Linked DNA regions of Homo sapiens: all the other regions are linked to region 2. The links are chromatin loops, found by intact Hi-C in ENCODE. Cell type or tissue: heart left ventricle. All regions are shown on one strand. Region 1 has its middle 3.8 kb from the start of GPR37L1. Region 2 overlaps LMOD1 (leiomodin 1). Region 3 overlaps GPR37L1 (G protein-coupled receptor 37 like 1). Region 4 overlaps TIMM17A (translocase of inner mitochondrial membrane 17A).

The links. Hi-C counts contacts between places; a loop is a spot of excess contacts. Peaks named below come from ENCODE experiments on the same cell type or tissue, not always from the same donor. Only the 100,000 strongest peaks of a DNase experiment are listed, where the experiment ranks them.
Region 1: it touches region 2 in a loop (2.8-fold over the local background); 35 of 110 quality-filtered maps call a loop at or near these places.
Region 3: it touches region 2 in a loop (4-fold over the local background); 47 of 110 quality-filtered maps call a loop at or near these places.
Region 4: it touches region 2 in a loop (9-fold over the local background); 100 of 110 quality-filtered maps call a loop at or near these places.

The regions. Positions count from the first base shown.
Region 1 is chr1:202,116,640-202,121,639 of GRCh38, reverse strand. No RefSeq gene overlaps it. Among named protein-coding and RNA genes, the nearest start is that of GPR37L1, 3.8 kb to the left of the region's middle. RefSeq lists a cis regulatory region at 2,291-2,858 and an enhancer at 2,754-3,439. In heart left ventricle, CTCF peaks have their summits at 2,269 and 2,469 (motif pointing right); no DNase peak of the experiment used is centred here.
Region 2 is chr1:201,894,103-201,899,102 of GRCh38, reverse strand. LMOD1 (leiomodin 1) reads left to right here. Exons shown (of 3, transcript NM_012134.3): 3 at 705-2,647. The coding sequence ends at 731. Among named protein-coding and RNA genes, the nearest start is that of SHISA4, 7.7 kb to the right of the region's middle. RefSeq lists an enhancer at 2,892-2,961. In heart left ventricle, CTCF peaks have their summits at 2,072 and 3,027 (motif pointing left); a DNase peak (open chromatin) is centred at 3,002; H3K27ac peaks cover 1,876 bases.
Region 3 is chr1:202,132,938-202,137,937 of GRCh38, reverse strand. GPR37L1 (G protein-coupled receptor 37 like 1) reads right to left here. Exons shown (of 2, transcript NM_004767.5): 2 at 4,346-5,000. ARL8A (ARF like GTPase 8A) reads left to right here. Exons shown (of 7, transcript NM_138795.4): 4 at 2,138-2,231; 5 at 2,412-2,479; 6 at 2,718-2,788; 7 at 3,422-4,534. The coding sequence ends at 3,471. Among named protein-coding and RNA genes, the nearest start is that of ARL8A, 9.3 kb to the left of the region's middle. RefSeq lists a silencer at 2,382-2,589. In heart left ventricle, a CTCF peak has its summit at 2,562 (motif pointing right); no DNase peak of the experiment used is centred here; H3K4me3 peaks cover 388 bases; H3K27ac peaks cover 622 bases.
Region 4 is chr1:201,970,248-201,975,247 of GRCh38, reverse strand. It overlaps TIMM17A (translocase of inner mitochondrial membrane 17A), which reads right to left. Exons shown (of 6, transcript NM_006335.3): 6 at 4,584-5,000. Among named protein-coding and RNA genes, the nearest start is that of SNORA70H, 5.7 kb to the left of the region's middle. RefSeq lists a silencer at 4,278-4,455. In heart left ventricle, a CTCF peak has its summit at 2,410 (motif pointing right); no DNase peak of the experiment used is centred here.

The DNA.
Region 1 (5,000 bases), 220 kb before region 2:
AATATCAGCAGAGGAGGAACTGGACTGTAAAGGACTTTGTATGCCAAGCCAAGGAGTTTAGATTTTATCCCATAAGCAATGGAGAATATCACAGGTTGTTAAGTAGGCAAACAATGACTCAACTAAGTTATTTTAGAGGGGTCCCTGATGGGCAGCTGGGGTCCTAGCAATCTGGAACAGGAGGATGCAGAGACCGGGGGTTCTGTTGGGAGGCAGTGGGTGATGGAGAGAAGCCCAGAGTCAAGGAAAACCAGCAGCTTTGAGCGGCTTTGGCTGTGCATGGGAGGGAGAGGTCGAGGCAGAGCCCAAGCATGGGGTGGGTAGTGAATCCACTCAGCCACATTAGGGAGGCACAGTTCTGAGGACGGACCACACGATGCCTAGGAGAATCCACTGGAGAATTAACTCGAAGACCTGCCCCAGAGTGAGTCAGATCATTCCCTCCTCCCAACTCCCACGGCATTATGCTGCTGTCATTGAAACCTACCACCTTCACCAGCCCAGACAACATGGTGAAACCCCATCTCTACTAAAAATACAAAAATTGGACAGATGTGGCAGTGCACACCTGTAATCCCAGCTACTCGGGAGGCTAGGGCATCAGAATCACTTGAACCCAGGAGGCAGAGGTTGCAGTGATCCGAGATCATGCCACTGCACTCCAGCCTGGGCAACAGAGCAAGACTCTGTCTCAAAAAAAAAAAAAAAAAAAAAAAGGGCCAGACGCAGTGGCTCATGTGTGTAATCCCAGCACTTTGGGAGGCTGAGGTGGGCAGATCACAAGGTCAGGAGTTCAAGACCAGCCTGACCAACATGGTGAAACCCCCGTCTCTACTAAAAATACAAAAAAAAAAAAATTAGCCACGCGTGGTGGCAGGCACCTGTAATCCCAGCTATTTAGAAGGCTGAGGCAGGAGAATCACTTGAACCCGGAAGGCGGAGGTTGCAGTGAGCTGAGATTGCGGCCAATGTACTCCAGCCTGGGCGACAGAGCAAGATTCCATCAAAAAAGAAAGAGAAAAGGAAAGGAAGTTGGGGGAGGGGAGGGGAGGGGAGAGGAGAGGAGATGAGAGGTGTGCTATTTGGGGATTTGGGTAACTAGAATCATCCATCATCTGCAGCATCACCACTCACCAAGTGCCACACTCTGTGCTAAATGCTTGCTATAATTGTCACTTAATCTTTATATTATTACCCTAGACTCTGAAAGGTAAGGCAACTTTCCTAAGAACACACAGCTAGTGAATGACAGCTGGGATCCAAATGTAGGTTTGTCCAACTCCAAAGCTAAAACTCTTTTTTTTTTGAGACAGGGTCTGGCTCTGTTGCCCTGGCTGGAGTGCAGTGGCATGATCTTGGCTCACGGCAACCTCAGCCTCCCAGGCTCAAACAATCTTCCCACCTCAGCCTCCAGAGTAGCTGGGACCACAGATGTGCACCACCACACCTGACTAATTTTTGTATTTTTAGTAGAGACAGGCTTTTTGCCATGTTGCCCAGGCTGATCTCAAACTCCTGAGCTCGAGTGATTTACCCGCCTCAGCCTCCCAAAGTTCTGGGAATACAGGTGTGAGCCACCTCACCCAGCCCAAAGCTGAAACTCTTAACCACTCCTTTGTGTGACTTCACAGAATTCTAACATAGGAAGAGATGCTAGAGATAATCTACACCAACCTTCTTATTTTTCAGGAGTGGAAACGGAAGTCCAGAGAAGCCAAGTGACCAGGCCAGGCACTTGGCAGTCCTGTCTCTGCTGTGGGATCCTCAGTGCTCCACAGGCACGTGCCAATACAGTATGGACCCAAGCCCAGGGCTGGTACGTGTGAGCAGAATAAATGTTAGTTCTCTGCTCTTTAAAAAAAAAAAAATTCAGAGACAGAGTCCTGCTCTATTGCCCAGGCTAGAGCACAGTGACATGATCATACTCACTGCAGACTTGAACTCCTGGGATCAAGCAATCCTTCCACCTCAGCCTCCAGAGTAGCTAGGACTACAGGTGCACACACCCTGCCTGACCTTCTGCTTCTTATTTTATTTTATTTTATTTTATTTTATTTTATTTTATTTTATTTCAGAGACAGGGTCTCGCTCTGTCACCCAGATTGGAGTGCAGTGGCAGGATCTAGGCTCACTGCAGCCTCAACTCCTCCTGGGCTCAACTGATCCTCCCACCTCAGCCTCCCAAGTAGCTGGGCCCACAGGCACATGCCACCATGCCCAGCCTTTTGTGTTTTTTTTGGTAGACATAGGGTCTGCCTGTATCACCTAGGCTGGTCTAGACCTCCTGAGCTCAAGCAATCCACCCACCTCAGCCTCCCAAAATGGTGGGATTACAGGCGTGAGCTACCGTGCCCAGCCTCTTTATGCTCATGGATATGCCTCCATCAAACCTCACATTTGGCCTCACACAGAGTAGGTGCTCAATAAACACTGAATGCCTGAAAGGGCACCCCCTTGTGCCGGTCTCTGTGAGAACGGTTGGAACATCAGAGGCCACTAGGTGGAACCAAATGTCCAGTGATGGTAGTTAAGGGCCTGGCCTCAGCCCTTCACCCCATCGGATCTTAACCCATCCCACTCTGCCCAGGTCCTGCCCACAGACCTTCTGTGGCTGTCTGAGAAGGCCATCTGAAAAGAGATGATAGGGGACAGGGTGGGTTCCCAGGGGCTGAGACTAAAGGGATGGGGGATGTGCCTACTCTTCCCCTCCACCCCCCTGGAGGGTGCCCAGCATGGGTCCCCCAAAAGTACTTTTCTCCTACCTGTAGTTCTACTTTAGGAAGATTCCTCTCTCTGGACAAGCTGGAGCCATCTCCCCTATTCAGAAGCATGCCAGGCAGAGATGGAAGGCTTTCCTAGCCCTTGGGAGTGTCTCTCCATGATCCCAGGAATTCCCCATTCCTCTCCCTGGGAGTTTCCCCAGTGCTGGCTACAGAAAAGGTACTTAGCTGGGGCCGGGCGCGGTGGCTCACGCCTGTAATCCCAGCACTTTGGGAGGTGGAGGTGGGCGGATCACGAGGTCAGGAGTTCAAGACCAGCCTGACCAACATGGTGAAACCCCGTCTCTACTAAAAATACAAAAATTAGCTGGGTGTGGTGGTACACGCCTGTAATCCCAGCTACTCAGGAGGCTGAGGCAGAAGAATCGCTTGAGCCTGGGAGGCAGAGGTTGCAGAGAGCCGAGATTGTGCCACTGCACTCCAGCCTGGGCTACAGAGCGAGATTCCGTCTCAAAAAAAAGAAAAGAAAAGGTACTTAGTTGGAACCGGGTGGGAGGGAAGCACTGAGGTGGCACTGAGGGCATCTGAGCTGGTGTGGAAGTGCCACCCATGAAAAAAATGAGCGAATGTTGTACTGAGCAGATTCCATGTGCCATGCATTCTCCAGCCAAGAGCACACTCTGGAATCAGACTGCCTGGATTTAATTCCTGGCCCTGCCACTTACTAACTGTGTATGTGACTTTGGTCAAGTATGTAACCTCTGTCCCTCGGTTGCCTCATCTGCAACGTGAAGATAATAACAGGCTTGTTGTGAAGATTAGGATTAAATGCTGGGTGTGGTGGCTGTCCCCTCCCAGCACTTTGGGACGCCGAGGCAGGAGGCTATCTTGAGCTCAGGAGTTCAAGACCAGCCTGGGCAACATGGCAAGACCCTGTGTCTACAAAAAATACAAAAATTAAGGCCGGGCGTGGTGGCTCACGCCTGTAATCCTAGCACTTTGGGAGGCCGAGGCGGGTGGATCAACTAAGGTCGGGAGTTCAAGACCAGTCTGGCCAACATGGTGAAACCCTGTCTCAACTGAAAATACAAAAAAATTTGCTGGACGTGGTGGCGGGTGCCAGTAATCCCAGCTACTCAGGGAGGCTGAGGCAGGAGAATCGCTTGAACCCGGGAAGCGGAGGTTGCAGTGAGCCGAGATTGCGCCATTGCATGCCAGCCTGGGTGAAAAGAGCAAAATTCTGTTTCCAAAAAAAAAAAAAAAAAAAAATTAGCTGGGCATGGTGGTGCATGCCTATAGTCCCAGCTACTTAGGAGACTGAGGTGGGAGGATCACCTGAGCCCAGGAGATGAAGGCTGCAGTGAGCCACGATTGTGCCATTGCACTCCAGCCTGGGCGACAGAGCAAGACTCTGCCTCAAAATAAATAAATAAATAAGATGAAGTTATGCTAGGTGTGGTAGCATACACCTGTAGTCCCAGCTACTTGAGAGGTTGAGGCAGGAGGATCCCTTGAGGCCAGTAGTTCAAGACTATGGTGTGCCGTGATCTCGCCTGTGAATAGCCACTGCATTCCAGCCTAGGCAACATAGCAAGACACTATCTAAAAAAAAAAAAAAAAAAAAAGGCCAGGCATGGTGGCTCACGCCTGTAATCCCAACACTTTGGGAGGCCAAGGCAGGTGGATCACAAAGTCAGAAGTTTGAGACCAGCCTGGCCAACATAGTGAAACCCTGTCTCTACTAAAAATACAAAAATTAGCCGGGCATGGTGGCGCGTGCCTGTAGTCCCAGCTACTCAGGAGGCTGAGGCAGGAGAATTGCTTGAACCTGGGAGATGGAGGTTGCAGCGAGCCTAGGTCACGCCACTACACTCCAGCCCAGGCAACGGTGCAAGACTCAGTCTCAAAAAAAAAGATTAAATGAGTTCATCTATGTAAGTCATTACAATAATATCTGGCATATAATAAGCACTATATACATGTTACCTACTGGCTAGAATTCATTTGATTCTCACAGCAACCTTATGAGGTAGGGTACTATCATTATATCTACCTGTTTTACAGATTTGGAAACTGAACAAGCAGAAGGCAGCCAAAGAGGCAGAGAGGGCAAATTCTGAGACAAGTTCTTTCCCCTGCCCGGGTTCCAGTTCTGAACAGGAACATGGGTCTGGCCTATACTGGACACGGACTAAGGCTGGGGGAAGCATAGATAGTCTGACCCACCAGATCTCACTGTGTCATTCTCCTCCAAGCTCTGGGCCCCTGGCCCCAAGTAGC
Region 2 (5,000 bases):
GGACTTCAGGTCATCTCATGCATCCTCCTGCCTGCAGGCAGGTCACACCTGTATATCCCCTAGAGCTGAGACTCTACCCTTCCTTTAAGGAGCTTCCTTTAATACCTCACTCCATGCTTCTCTTTCATTCTGCAATGAAGCCTGTTTCTCCTTAAAATGGAGAAATGGCCTCTACAGAGTAGTTTTGCCTCGGGTCCTTCCTTTAAGTCTTCTCCATTTCCCCAAACAAAAATGATCCACGTTTTACTTAGCCTCCTCTCAGGACCAGCCAAGTCCTACAGGTCAGTCCATCCGAAAGGTCTCTGGGAGATTCACCTCTCAGGAGAGTCTACCTTTGCCTAGCCAGTGCCATGGACACAGGAGCCATCCCTGGACACCCTACTTCTCCAAGCCCTGCCTCCCCTGGAAGTCTGGCCTGGGTGACAAAGTCCACGATCGTTTGTCCATTTGGTTGGATACCCAACCCCCACAACATCATCTGGGACAAGGTATCATGAGATAAAGGAAAATCTCAATTGTAATTCCAGTGGTCACTCAATGACATCCAATTTTTACAGACAATGAAAAATGCTCCCTCAGTGTCAACACCTCATTCACATTCCACAGACATAACATATTGCAGTGTCTTGTGTGTCCTTCCAGTAGGGAGGGAGGTGAGGTGGCTGAGCTCCCTTCTCTAACCTGTCTCTACTTTGCCCCTACAGGTGGAAGTGCCCAAACTGCTTCAGTAGGACCAGGCTGCCAGGCACCATCTGCCAATGCCATGACTGCTCAGGCCTCACCTCCCAGGGCTACACAGACCCTGCCCACCCCATCCCTGGCTGACCTGCTGTGGATGTCCCTATTCTGCCATGGGAGAGTCCAGGCCTGGGTCACGCTCAAGGAAGGATGCCTTATCTCTTCTCACTTTCCTTTTCTTGTCTCTGAGGCTCTCCAAATTTTGCTTTAGTACATGGAGCTCAGGTTTCTGGACAAGAAGAGTCCTTTTAGCACATCACTGAGAAGATGGCACTGTCCAGGGCCCATGTAGCTGGCAAGCTGCAAAAGGCCTGTGATCCAGGAAAGATGTCCCACAGGGACCACATCCACCCCAGCCCCACTGCCCTCCAGGGCCAGGATTCAGGCCTCTGAGGAGCCCACGGGGCAAAGCTGCTGGGCCAGTGGCACTCTGTGTGGGAAAATGGCAGAAAGATGGAGAGGCATGGGGGCCCAAAGGGGAGCGTGGGGAGGGGCTGAGGATACCCCAAAGTCCAGGCTAATTAGAGGATGTGGCAGGGGCAGTGGCCTGGATGCACAGTGCCTGATGGGAGTAGGCTCCAGACAGGAGGAGTGGGACAGACAGCAGCTGGACTTGAAGGTTTGATGCCAAAGCAGACATTTTCCTCACACCCACCTGCTGCTGTATGAATAGCTGTGTATCTGTTTTTCCATAAGATTTTGATAATATATACAAACCTTTAGCTGTGAATGGCTGTGCCCCACCTGTTGTCCTGAACTGTGAGTCCTGATCCTAACCCTGGGCTCCCTGGAGGACTCTAGAAGCTCAGGTTCCCTGCCACACTATTTGAGTTGGCCAAGAAATAAATTCACATCCTCAGAAAGTGCAGCATGGAGGAAAATCTGAACTCTAAGCAGAAGACTCTCCACTGACCTGGTTGTCCAGGTCTAGAAGGCCAGGCCTCTACTAGGTCTGCTCCTGAACCAGTCCTGCTGCCTGGAGTCAGTAGCCAGAGTTGTTCTCAGGGGTGCTGGGGCAGAGTGGAGCCCAGGGTGCTGGGATGGCTATATTAGGCATGTTCAGGGATGCTCATTCCATGACTCTGCCTAACCATGGGCTCAGGGCCAGGTCCTCACAGCAGTCACAGGCCCAGGAAGGCGGCAGGCAGAGAAGTGGAGTGACTATTTGGAGAATAGCACCCATATCTGTGTGCCCTAGGGCTCAGAGGGGCCTCATCTTCCCCAGCCCTCCCCACCTGCTCACCAATTCCACTTCCTGCCCCAACTGCAGGAATGCTGACAATGCTGCCATGCCCACCATCGGGTGTAGGTGAAAGGCATCTTTCTGAATTTCATTCTCTTGAAGGTGCTGCCACCCCTTGGCACTGTGGAACTGCCACCTTGGGTCTGTGTCACTTGTAGGTTTCTCTGCCTCCAGGTTGCCTCAACAGCAGGAGGCACAGCAGTTTCACCATCTTTGAGGTGAGGGTGGGGTGCCCCAGCTAGGAAGCAAGATCGCTGTGCTAGGTCTGACCAAAACCAGAGGGCAGTCTAGTCCTGGGGGTAAAGCCCTCAGATCCCAGGGTACACTCTTCTCCATTCCCTCCACCCACTTGCCTGTCACCCCAGTCACCTAAGCAATCACTGGGCCCAGAGGAGAGGAGACAGACACACACTGGCTCCTGGACCTAAAGGGTATGAGCTGGAGCTAAGGCCAGCTAGAGCTTCCACTGTCAGCCCTCACTGTCAGTCCCACTGCACCCCCCTGTGCCTGCTGGGCACTGGGCACTAGCTAGATGCTTTAGGTTGCTTCAGCTGATCCTTCAACTCTGTGAGGTGGATACCAATATTCTATTTTGCAGATAGAATTTGGCCCAGAGAGGTTAACTAATATATCCATGATCACACAGCTAATAAAAGTCAGAGCTCAGGTCTGTTTTGTTTGTTGGTTTTGTTTTGAGCCCAGGTCTTCAGGCCATAGAACTGCTTCTCATTAACAGCTCCCCTTCCTTCCCTCACTGAAATAAGGCTGTGACGGTGCTGCAGGAAAGCACTGGACGCTCACCTGAACCCAAACAACCTGCCTCCAAATCTTAAGGGTCCAATAGAACCTGTCACCTTAGGAAGCCCTTTCTACCAAACTTCAAACATGATTTAGCCAGAGAGAAAAACCACTCCCTACTGTCCTGAGCAACAAGTGAGCTGCCCTCTTCCTCGGTGCTCCCGCGGTGGGGATGCTGTTTCCGTCCTGGATGATGTCATCACTCCTCTAGTGCACTTGAACCTGGTGCGGGAGCACAGCGCCACCTGGGGGTGGACCGCAACCCAGATTCTCCAGCTGCTCCAGGGGTGCCCTGGAGCTGTGCTAGGGACCAGGGGAGGGAGGCAGTTAGAGGGAGGGGGAGGAAAAGATGGGCAGATAGCCTGGTGAGCTTCGGAAAAGGGGCCCAAACTCTGGAGGCTGTGTTTCTGCTGCGCCACGCACCCACTGCTGCCCACCTGCCCCACCAACACTGGCAGTCACCCATCTATCCTGCTTCCTTTCCTAAAACTTAGAGAGGGAAATCCAGAAAGGCTCTATCCTTGTCTGGTGCCTGTACTGTACAAGGACAAAAAAAGAGGTTCGAAGATAGAAAATGACTTGTCGAAGTTGATGAATCAGGATTTGAACCCAAGTCTCTTATCTCTGGGTTCATCTAGCAACCTGGATGAAGCCACGGTCTGACCTCCACGGTCTCTGCCTGCAGCCCCCACTGTCATATCCTCCACTCTGCCCCCCCACCCTCCATCACTTCCTGGAGAATCACATTCCCTAGCTCCTACCTGCAAGGAAGGGAGGCTTCACCTCTCAGCTCTCCCGGCCCGCAGGGCCCAGCCGTTGCACCCCAAGCTTCTTGCCTCCTGGTCCTATCCAGATGGGAAAAGCGTCTTTCCCTCCACCTTCCCAGCACTGGGACCTAGGCCCTGGTGCTGGCTGTGGGTGGGATGGCAGGCACCAGCAGCTGCCAAGGCGCTGGCCTCACTTGTCCTTACAGAAGCTCAACCTGCAGGTGAGCAAGGGGCTCTAGGCCTGGGCACTGTGTCACACATGTGGCACTCTTTAAGAAACATGAGATCTGGATGCAGGTCACCCATGAGCTTCTGGACCACCAAGTCGGGAGTGCCATGTGCTGCCCCCTACCCTTCACCCTGCATGGCCAGGCTGGGGCTCCTGACCTCTGAGTTTGGCCTAACTAGGGCCTGTGTTGCTGTGGTGCTGGGCTAGGCTGCTGGCCTAAGAGTGGCCAAGAGAGTGTGGCCCCCCTCAGCACCCTTCCCCCAGCACCTCCCACTCATCCTGTCTATGCCCCTCCTACCCCTCCCTCCCTCCCTCCTTCCTCCAGCCCTCTAGGGCCCTTCCCTTACTTGCCCCTCCCTCCTTTACTCTTTGCCTGAAGTACCTCCCTTCTGTTCACCTCTTGTGGGGGGCTCCCCTTCTCCCCTCACCCAAGGTGTCTCTCCTTTCTTGCCAACCTTTCTCCCCCTGCCCATTGTATTTCCATGTGTCCCTGCCCTAGCTCCTTCCCCTGCACCTGACCCCTCCCATCCACCTGTGAGATCCGCTTTCCCTTGAGCAGGCCCAGCCTGGCAAGATTCCTGCCCTAAGAATGCACTCCTCTTGCTTTTGTCTAAAAATGCCCCTCTTCTCCACATGTGCCTTCCAGACCGCCCTTTGGGGGATTCACCATTCCCTCCCAGCCTAGCAGGACCCTATTGACACTATTGAGGTCCCCCAATCCTTGAGGGACACTGCCCCTCCCACCCTCACTCCTGCCTGCCCTTATAGAGTGCCTGATTGGCTTTCAGGGGTGCTAGCTGAGGAACAAGGCGATCCGGAGGGGCAACTACAGCTTTGTACTCCCCTGGCCCTGCTGGGCTCCCCTTGTTTCCCAGATGATGAGTCAGATGAGGTGGGGTCAGAGGAGACTGCAGTGGTTTGGGAAGAGACGTAGGGGTGATTGCCTCCATTTAAAGAACTCCAGGATATGTGAGAGACCTCTTCACTGCTCAGAGCATGTGAAAGTCCTACTCTGTCACAGTTTTGCTCCTTTTCTTAGAATTCTCTTCAGTGTTTTGCAGAGTTAGTTGACTGGAAATGGGGCAACTCTACTCTTCCAGTCTCAGCTATGGCTAGGGTAAACCTGCCTCCTATCCCAGACTACAAAGCATTTTTTCATTGGCACCAGGTTGTTGATTCAAGGATAATTAATTCTGACTGGCATCACCTTGCATACATTTACACA
Region 3 (5,000 bases), 240 kb before region 2:
TCCAGCCTTACCCGGCCCCCCTAGCCCTGCTACCTTCGAGGACCTCAGAGGCGCAGGGTTTTATTAGACATAATCCTTGGTTCATGACACAGTGTCGGTCCAGGGCCTGCGTTTATTTTGCATGCCACTTGTTTCTTATTGGATAAATGCCCTGGGCACTCACTACCCAATCTAAGAAACAGACTATAGACTATTAACCAGCCAGATGCACCTGTGCATCCTCTTCATTGACTTGTCTCCCTCCCCTCAACCCAAAGTCACCACTGTCTTGAATTTTGTGTGGTTTAAATGATTCTTTTTTTTTTTTTTGAGACGGAGTTTCGCTCTTGTTGCCCAGGCTGGCGTGCAATGGTGCGATCTCGGCTCACCACAACCTCCTGCCTCCCAGGTTCAAGCGATTCTCCCACTTCAGCATCCCAAGTAGCTGGGATTACAGGCATGCGCTACCACGCCTGGCCACTTTTGTATTTTTAGTAGAGACAGGGTTTCTCCATGTTGGTTAGGCTGGTCTTGAACTCCCGACCTCAGGTGATCTGCCTGCCTCGGCCTCCCAAATTACATGCATGAGCCACCGCGCGCAGCCCTCTCTTGCTTTTTAAAAATAATGTTTTTTTTGGCTGAGCATGGTGCCACACACCTGTAATCCCAGCTACTTGGGAGGCTGAGGCAAGAGGATTGCTTGAGCCCAGGAGTTTAGGGCCAGCCTAGGCAACATAGCAAGATCCTGTCTTTAAAAAAATAAAATAAAATAAATTTTAAACATTGAAAAATGGCAGGGCATGGGCTGGGCGCGGTGGCTCACGCCTGTAATCCCAGCACTTTGGGAGGCCGAGGTGGGCGGATCACGAGGTCAGAAGATCGAGACCATCCTGGCTAACACAGTGAAACCCTGTCTCTACCAAAAATACAAAAAAAATTAGCTGGGCGTGGTGGCAGGCGCCTGTAGTCCCAGCTACTCGCGAGGCTGAGGCAGGAGAATGGCGTGAACCCAGGAGGCGGAGCTTGCAGTGAGCCGAGATCGCATCACTGCACTCCAGCCTGGGCGACAAAGCGAGACTCTGTCTCAAAAAAAAGGAAAAGAAAAGAAAAGAAAAATGGCAGGGCACAGGGGGAGGCCAAGGCAGACGGATTACTTGAGGTCAGAAGTTCAAAACCAACCTGGGTAACATGGTGCAACCCTATCTCTACAAAAGTACAAAAATTAGCTGAGCCTGGTAGCACGCACCTGTAGTCCCAGCTACTCAGACGACTGAGGTGGGAGGATCTCTTGAGTCCAGGAAGCCGAGGCTGCAGTGAGCTGTAATTGCACCACTGCACTCCACCCTGGGTGACAGTGAGACCCTGCCTCAGAAAATAATAGGCTGGATGCGGTGGCTCATGCCTGTAATCCCAGCACTTTGGGAGCCCGAGACGAGTGGATCACAAGGTCAGGAGATTGAGCCCATCCTGGCTAACATGGTGAAACCCCATCTCTGCTAAAAATACAAAAAATTAGCCGGGCGTGGCGGCATGTGCCTGTAGTCCCAGTTACTTGGGAGGTTGAGGCAGGAGAATCGCTTGAACCTGGCAGGCGGAGGTGGCAGTGAGCTGAGATTGCACCACTGCACTCCAGCCTGGCAACAGAGCGAGACTCCATCTCAAAAATGATATTAATAATAATAATAAAATTTATTCTATATATATATGCCCAAACAATAGATTGTTTAGAATACACAATAGGTTGCTTTTTAACCTGATAACAAAAAGTATCTTGCTAAAAGAAATCTTCTAAGGTTTCCTTTGCTTTTTTCACTCTAACCTTATTTAGTCTTTCCATGAAAACATAAGTGGGTCACTTTGAGAGGGACTTACAGCTAATCTCAAAGGGCCCACGCTTTTCCACATGAGTAACGGCTTCCCCAGAGTAGCACTTGGAGGCTAATGGCAGGCCTAAGGAGTCCCTGCAGCTGTTCACTCCCATAGACTCAGAAAACATCCGCGGAGCACCTGCCTTGAGCCAGGCCAGGTAGCCCATGGATCCCGAGGTGACCAAGCTGCAACAGATGCTTTCACCTCCAAGCAGCAGCTCCTTCTCTTCCTTGCACCACCTCAGCCTGTGGTGTCAACATGCTTGTCCCCACCCTGCCTCTTTCCCCAGGTACATGGTGGATGCTGCTGACCAGGAGAAGATTGAGGCCTCTAAGAACGAGCTCCACAACCTACTGGACAAACCTCAGCTGCAGGGCATCCCGGTCAGCAGACCTGAGGGAGCGGGATGGGGAGGGAGCTCGGCTGGGAAGTCACTGGGAGCAGGTAAAAGCCAGGCATGGTAGGGGCGCAGAGAGGAAACGGGACCCAGGAGGCCAGCTCACCACCCAGACAACCTGGGCACGGCTGCCCTAGACCTCATCCTCACCCTCCCTTCTCCGTAGGTCTTAGTCCTGGGTAACAAGCGAGACCTTCCGGGAGCATTGGATGAGAAGGAGCTGATTGAGAAAATGTGAGTTGGGTGACTCTATATTACTTTCTGCTCTCCCAATTCCCCAACCACCAGACCAACAGCCTAGGCTTGCTGCTGTTCTTAGTATTAGCCACACGGTGGCAGCAGAGCCGACCTTTTCAGGCACCTCACCCTCCCCTTTGTAGCCTCTTAGGTAAGAAAAAGGCCCCGCTGTCCCCTAGCCCCAGGCCCCCTGGACGTTCGTAGCCTCAGCGGACTCTACTCTGGTTTCCCCCAGGAATCTGTCTGCCATCCAGGACCGAGAGATCTGCTGCTACTCCATCTCTTGCAAAGAAAAGGACAACATTGGTGCGTAGGATGGGGGAAAGGGAGGAGAGGGGAGAGGCATTTCTGAGTGTTTTAGTGGCTCTCAGGTTCTCGCTCCACAACTTTCCCTGAAGTCCAAAGCCCTGTGGCTCTTGGGTAGAAAAGGCAGCCAGGTGGCCCAGATTCTGGGCACTATCCCAGCTTGTCGCCAAGCGGTTGTGTGATCTCGGGCAAATCGATCCCCGCTCTGGGCTTCACCTCCTCGTTTCTAAGATTCCAGGGCTGGACCCGGTGATTCTCAGGTCCCTGCTGGCTCTGACATGCTGTGGCTCTGTCTCTTTCCCAGCACCTGAATTCCGCTACTACTCATTCAGGGCCATGTGGCGCTTGCCAGCTCTGGACTTCTTGTTTGTTTTTGAGAAAGTGTCTCGCTCTGTCACCCAGGCTGGAGTTCAGTGGCGTGACCATAGCTCACTGCAGCCTCCAACTCCACTCCTGGGTTCAAGCAATCCTCTCACCTGAGCTTCCCATGTAGCTGAGACTCCAGGTGTGCGCCACCCCTCCTGGCATCTCTGGACTTCTGATACCCTTAGGTTTGGTTTCTTGGGCCTCTCTGCTGCCCCAGCACGGCCAGTACTTGCAGGCCTTATAAGCTGTTCTCTTTTCTCCTATCAGACATCACCCTACAGTGGCTTATTCAACACTCGAAGTCACGGAGAAGCTGAGACTCCAGCCCTTCTCCCTCAGACCAGGGACCGTCATCATCTAAACCTGAAGCCGAGCTCCCCGCCCACCCCTGTCGTCCCCCTAAGCCCACCCCTCCTCACCCAGTGTGAGGAGGGCCCTCTGGGGACCCCAGAGTCCTGTTCTGCTGAGGTTTGAACTCCTGTTTTTATTGTAAAATAAATTGCCCCCCATTCTGGTCCCCTAACTTCTCACCCTTCCCCGCTGCCTTTGTCCCATCACCCAGCCCTGCCTCCCTCCCAGCAGCCCTGGGCCACAGCCCCCGCCCCTGGCTTTTCCCCGGCCCGCTCTTGTACCTCCCTTTTCAACACTCTCTGTTATTGTCCTGTGTGTACAGTATATATATGTATATATATTTTAATTTTTTAATTTAAGCAAAGACTAAAATCAACCATTTGATGCTGCAGGGGCCTTTCAGGATCTGGGAGGGGGCAGTCTGGAGAGAAGGAGGGAGACGCAGGTGGACTTGGGGCAAGTTCAGATCAGAAGAGGTGCAGGCTGGCACCTGCGGCAGGTACCAGCCTGGGCACTGGTGGCCGCCTCCCTGTCCCGTGTGTTTCCACCGCCCAATCTGGCTTGTCCTGGCAGTGCTTGAATGCCACAGGCTGGCAGGGGCCTCTGGGGGCCCCTCCCCTCGACCCCCAGCCTGGGTAGAGCCACCAGGTACGACGACCAGGTACCAGAAACCACCAGGCACACGGGGCAGAAAGCCAGCGTCCATGCCCCAGCAGCCCCCTCCTGCCTGTTCCTGGCTCCCAGCTCCCGCCCCTCCCCAGGGCCCCCACCTCCACGGCCCACTTCATTTTCTGTTCTCATTTTGCAGAGTTGCACAAGGAGAGAACTCAGCATGGGGGGTTGGTTCTTTGGGTTCTGTTTGTTTATTTGTTTAATTTAATGATTTGTAAAGTGATGTTCCTCTTCCTTTTTTACACTTTTCAGCTCATATTTAACCTCTGTTTGGAAAATGATTCTTGTAACTGTACATTTTTTTGCTTCCTAATAACAATGACAACAAAAAAAATAAATGACCAGTTTTGTGTTGGGGGGGGTGTATGGTGCTGGTTACTTTTCCGCAGTTGGCATGGGTTGCCCTACAGGCCCACAGGGCCACCAGCACACCCCCGCACGCTGGGCACCAACAGAGCCACGGAGCGCGAGCACATGCCCGCCCGGGGAGCACAATGGCGCTGCACAAAACGGCCTCCCACACGTGCGTCCAGGCTCTTGCGCCACCTCCTTCTCATTCTCTTTTCAGACTTTCATGTAGTCCCAGCTTTGAGCCAGCAGCTGCCACTTGGGGCTGCAGAGCTCTGTTGAGGGAACTGCCCAGGGCTGGGTAGAGGCAGCAAGGGGACAGGGCTGGGTGCTGTTGTGTGCGAACTGAGCTGCACTCTCCTTAGGCCCAGTTCAGGCCTCAGCCCCTCTTTCCCAGGCCCTGGATCTCACCAGCAGCCAAGGTTGAGCCAGAACCAGAACCCTGTCCCTCCGGCCCCCAGTTCCTACCCCAGAA
Region 4 (5,000 bases), 76 kb before region 2:
ACACATCACTAAAAAAGACACACAGATGGCAAACAGATGAAAGGATGGACATCATTAGTCATTAGAGAAAGGAAAATTAAAACCACTAGCACCTATCGGAATTGCTAACATAAAAAAAAAAATGGCACTACCAAGTGCCAAGGATACACAGCAGCCAGAACCCTCATAGGTTGCTGGTGAGAGCGTAAAATGATACAATTTGGGAAACAATTTGGCATTTTCTTATAAAATTAAACATATACTTGCCTTACAACCTAGTGATCCTATTTATTTTATCCAAGATAAATGAAAACATGTTCACACAAAAACCAGTAAGTAAAGGTTTATAGCAACTTTATGAATAATCATGAAAAATTGGAAATAACTCCAATGTCCTTCAACTGGTGAAGAGATGAATAAACAAGAGTACATCTGCACAATGGAATAAAAAGGAATAAATGATTGATTCACATACCATCATGAATGAATTAAATGCACTTTGCTAAATGACAGAAACTAGATCCAAATACTACATGTCGTAAGATTCCATTTATCTACTGAAAAGATAAAACTACAGACAAAAAACACACCAGTAGTTGCCACGGGTTGGAAGGAGTAGGGAGAGGGGTTGGCTATAAAAAGGCAGCATGGGCCGGGAACAGTGGCTCACACCAGTAATACCAGCCCTTTGGGAGCCCAAGGTAGGAGGATTGCTTGAGCTCAGGAGTTCGAGACCAGTCTGGGCAATATAGTGAGACCTGGTCTCTACTAAAATTAAAAAAAAAAAATTAGCTGGGCATGGTGGCACATGCTTGTAGTCCCAGCTACTCAAAGGGCTGAGGCAGGAGGATTGCTCAAATCTGGGATGTCAAGGCTGCAGTGAGCCCTGATCACACCACTGCATGCCAGCTTGGGCAACAGAGCAAGACCCTGTCTCAGAAAGAAAAGAAAAGAAAAGAAAAAGGCAGCATGAAGACATTTTGGGAGTGATGTGATTGTAGTTTAAGATTATCTGTGTGAAACTGTGGTGGTGGGTAGCCATCTCTAAGCATTTATCAAAATTAACTGAACTGTACCCCATAGTGAATTTTACTGAATGTAATTTAAAAATCCACCAAGATGTGGAGAGAAAGATGGAATGAAGTCTGGGGAAATGAATACAATCACATTGCAAATGAATTGCATAACCACACTGAAGAGAGTGGGGGAGAAAGGAGTATAATTAAATAGCTTTGGAACATGTTTTGAATAGATACTGAAGACTGAAAACAACTGTGTACAAACACTGTTCTAGCTGGCAAATCCATTTCTCAGAGCTATGATTTACTAAGTCCAAAATATATGTAACCAGGATTGAACAAATGAGCAAATTATTATAATGAGAAGCCAGGTTTCTTGCTGTTACAACTAAGAGAGACAGCTAGAATGAATCCTGTGGTGCCAGATTGAAGTTGGAGGGACTTAGTTTTTGTTTTATAACACAAGGACAGATACAGAAATAAACAGAAGTTTATGTGCATGGATTATATACTACATATTTCCTAGCTTTATGCACTGAAAAGGACTAGAATATGTCAAACATAGGGAAAAGGAGGGAAAATATCCAATAATTATTTGTCTTATTAGCTAAAGATGTTAGCCATTGTCAATTTTCTTGTTTTGTTTCTGTTTTTGAGACAGAGTCTCTCGCTCTGTCACCCAAGCTGGAGTGCAGTGGCGCGATCTCAGCTCACTGCAAGCTCCGCCTCCCAGGTTCACGCCATTCTCCTGCCTCAGCCTCCCAAGTAGCTGGGACTACAGGCGCCCGCCACCACGCCCGGCTAATTTTTTGTATTTTTAGTAGAGATGGGGTTTCACTATGTTAGCCAGGATGATCTCAATCTCCTGACCTTGTGATCCACCCGCCTCGGCCTCCCAAAGTGCTGGGATTACAGGCATGAGCCACTGCACCCGGCCCTCAATTTTCTTGTTTTTGAGACAGGGTCTTGCTCTGTTGCCCAGGCCGGAGTGCAGTGGTGCGATCTCAGCTTACTGCTCCCTCCATTTCCCAGGATCAAGGAATCCTCCTGCCTCAGCCCCCTTGAGTAGCTGGGGCTACAAACATATGCCACCATGCCCAGCTAAATTTTTTGAATTTTAGTAGAGACAAGGTCTCATCCATGATCTAACAGACTGAATAGAATTTATTATTATTATTATTTGAGGCCAGATGCGGTGGTTCATGCCTGTAATCCCAGCACTTTGGGAGGCGGAGGCGGGCAGATCACCTGAGGTTGGGAGTTCGAGATCAGCCTGACCAACAAGGTGAAACCTCAAGTCTCGACCCCAAGTGATCCACCCGCCTCAGCCTCCCAAAGTGCTGGCATTACAGGCATGAGCCACTGGGCCCAGCCTGAATAGAATTTGGACAATTAATTTTAACTATAAGTAACATGCCACAGGGTGGAGCTATGACCATGCTTTCATAATTTGCAGACATTTCCTATGTGAAAAACAGATGCACTTTCAATAGCAGGTGCAGCTGTACCCATGTCTTCCAAACCCTGATTCAGAAATCCACTATTTCGGCCAGGCACAGTGGCTCACGCCTGTAATCCCAGCACTTTGGGAGGCCGAGGTGGGAGGATTGAGTCCAGGAGTTCAAGATCAGCCTTGACAATGTGGCAAAACTCTGTCTCTATTTAAAGAAAGTGCTGGCCAGGTGCAGTGGCTCATGCCTGTAATCCTAGCACTCCATCTCAAACAAACAAACAAACAAACAAACAAACAAAAGAGTCTTGTTCTGTTGCCCAGGCTGAAGTGCAGTGGCATAATCATAGGTCACTACAGGCTTGACCACCTAGACTCAAGGGATCCTCCCGCCTCAGCCTCCCAAGCAGCCGGTACTACAGGTGTGCACCCTATCTCTGGCTAAATTTACATTTTGTGGCTAGCGTCTCACTAGCCCAGGCTAGTCTCCAACTCCTGACCTCAAGCGACCTTCCTGCTTCAGCCTCCCAAAATGCTGGGATTATGGGTATGAGCCACCATCCCCAGCTGAACTGTTTAATAAATATTCTAAAACTAAATTTGGTATACTAGAGTAGAGCTCAAGATAAAAAGTAAAAAAACTAAATTGTTTTAATAACTGAAATAAATAACTGGAGAAACAAGCAGATTAGGAAGGAGGTTTTCCCTAGGTCTTTACTGGAATAGTGAAGTTAGTTTCTCACTTTTAAGGTTGAAATGCCCATCAGAAATACCCCATCTGTTTTGCTTTGTATCTGACATCTTGTGCCAAATTGGCATGCAATAGTGGATTACTTTTTTGTTTTGAGACAGTCTTGCACTGTTGCCCAGGCTGGAGTGTAGTGGTGTGATTTTGGCTCACTACAACCTCTTCCCTCCCAGGTTCAAGTGATTCTCCTGCCTCAGCCTCCCAAATAGCTGGGATTATAGGTGCCCGGCACCATTACCAGCTAATTTTTTGTATTTTTAGTACCCACCGGGTTTCACCATGTTGGCCAGGCTGGTCTCGAACTCCTGACCTCGTGATTCACCCTCCTCAGCCTCCCAAAGTGCTGGGATTACAGGCGTGTGCCACCGCGCCCAGCACTTTCTTTTATATTTTTGAGACGGAGTCTCGCTCTGTCGCCCAGGCTGGAGTAGTGGCAAGATCTCGGCTCACTGCAAGCTCCACCTCCCGGATTCACGCCATTCTCCTGCCTCAGCCTCCAAAGTAGCTGGGACCACAGGCGCCCACCACCACGCCCAGCTAATTTTTTGTATTTTTAGTAGAGACGGGATTTCACTGTGTTAGCCAGGATGGTCTCGAACTCCTGAGCTTGTGACCTGCCCGCTTTGGCCTCCCAAAGTGCTGGGATTACAGACGTGAGCCACTGCACCCGGCCAGACTCTTGTGTCTTTAAAAAAAAAAAAGTTAAACCTAGAACTACCATATGACTCGGTAATCTCACTCTTATGTATATATCCAAAAGAACCAAAAATAGGAGTTGAAACAGATAGTTGTACACCAATGTTCATAGCAGCATAATTCACAATAGCCAAAAGGTAGAAACAACCTAACTGATCATCAAATAAAATGTAGTATATGCACACTATGGAATATTATTCAGCCCTAAAAATAAATTTTGCTACATGCTACTACATGGACCTTAAAACACGCTAAGTGCATTAAGACGGACACACAAAAACAAATATTTTATGATTCCACTTATATAAGGTACCCAGAAAAGGCAAATTCACAGACAGAAAGCAGAATTGTGGTTACTAGTGGTTGTGGCGAGGAAAGAATGGGAAGTTATTATTTAACAGGTACAGAGTTTATGTTTGTGAAGGCTGGACATGGTGGCTCATGCCTGTAATCCCAGCATGGGGTGTGGGAGGCTGAGGCAGAAGGATGGCTCGAAGCCAGGAGTTCGAGGCTGCAGTAAGCTATGACTGTGCCACTGCATTCCAGCCTGGGTGACAGAGTAAGACACTGTCTCTAAAAACAAAACGGAGTTTATGTTGATGATAATGAGAACATTTTGGGTATACATAATGGTGGCTGTTATACAACATTATGACTGTATTTCAATGCCACTGAATTATACACTTACAAATGGTTAATAAGTATTATTTTATGTATATTTTACCACAGTCGAAAATTCCCAAATTATCCAAACACAATCAGTAATTAAATGCCTACCATATGTATGGCATTGGGCCAAAAGATAAACGTGTGTTTACAGTACCCACATGGCTTTGTTCTCCATTTCCCACAGATGTAGGCAAATGTGTAATTAACTAACATCATGCCTCCTATAGGGCCACATGTCACTTCCAATATCAGGAAAATGACCTGTTCTGAAGTGCTCATCCATTTTCCAGGCCCAACCAGACCCCAAAATACATCGTTTATGCAGAGGACTTGGAACACATTCAAAACAGTACATACTTTATTTTCAAGCATACAAGAAACACTAAACTCTTCCAGTGCCAGTACACTCTCCATGAATTCTTCATATAGAATTGGGTAT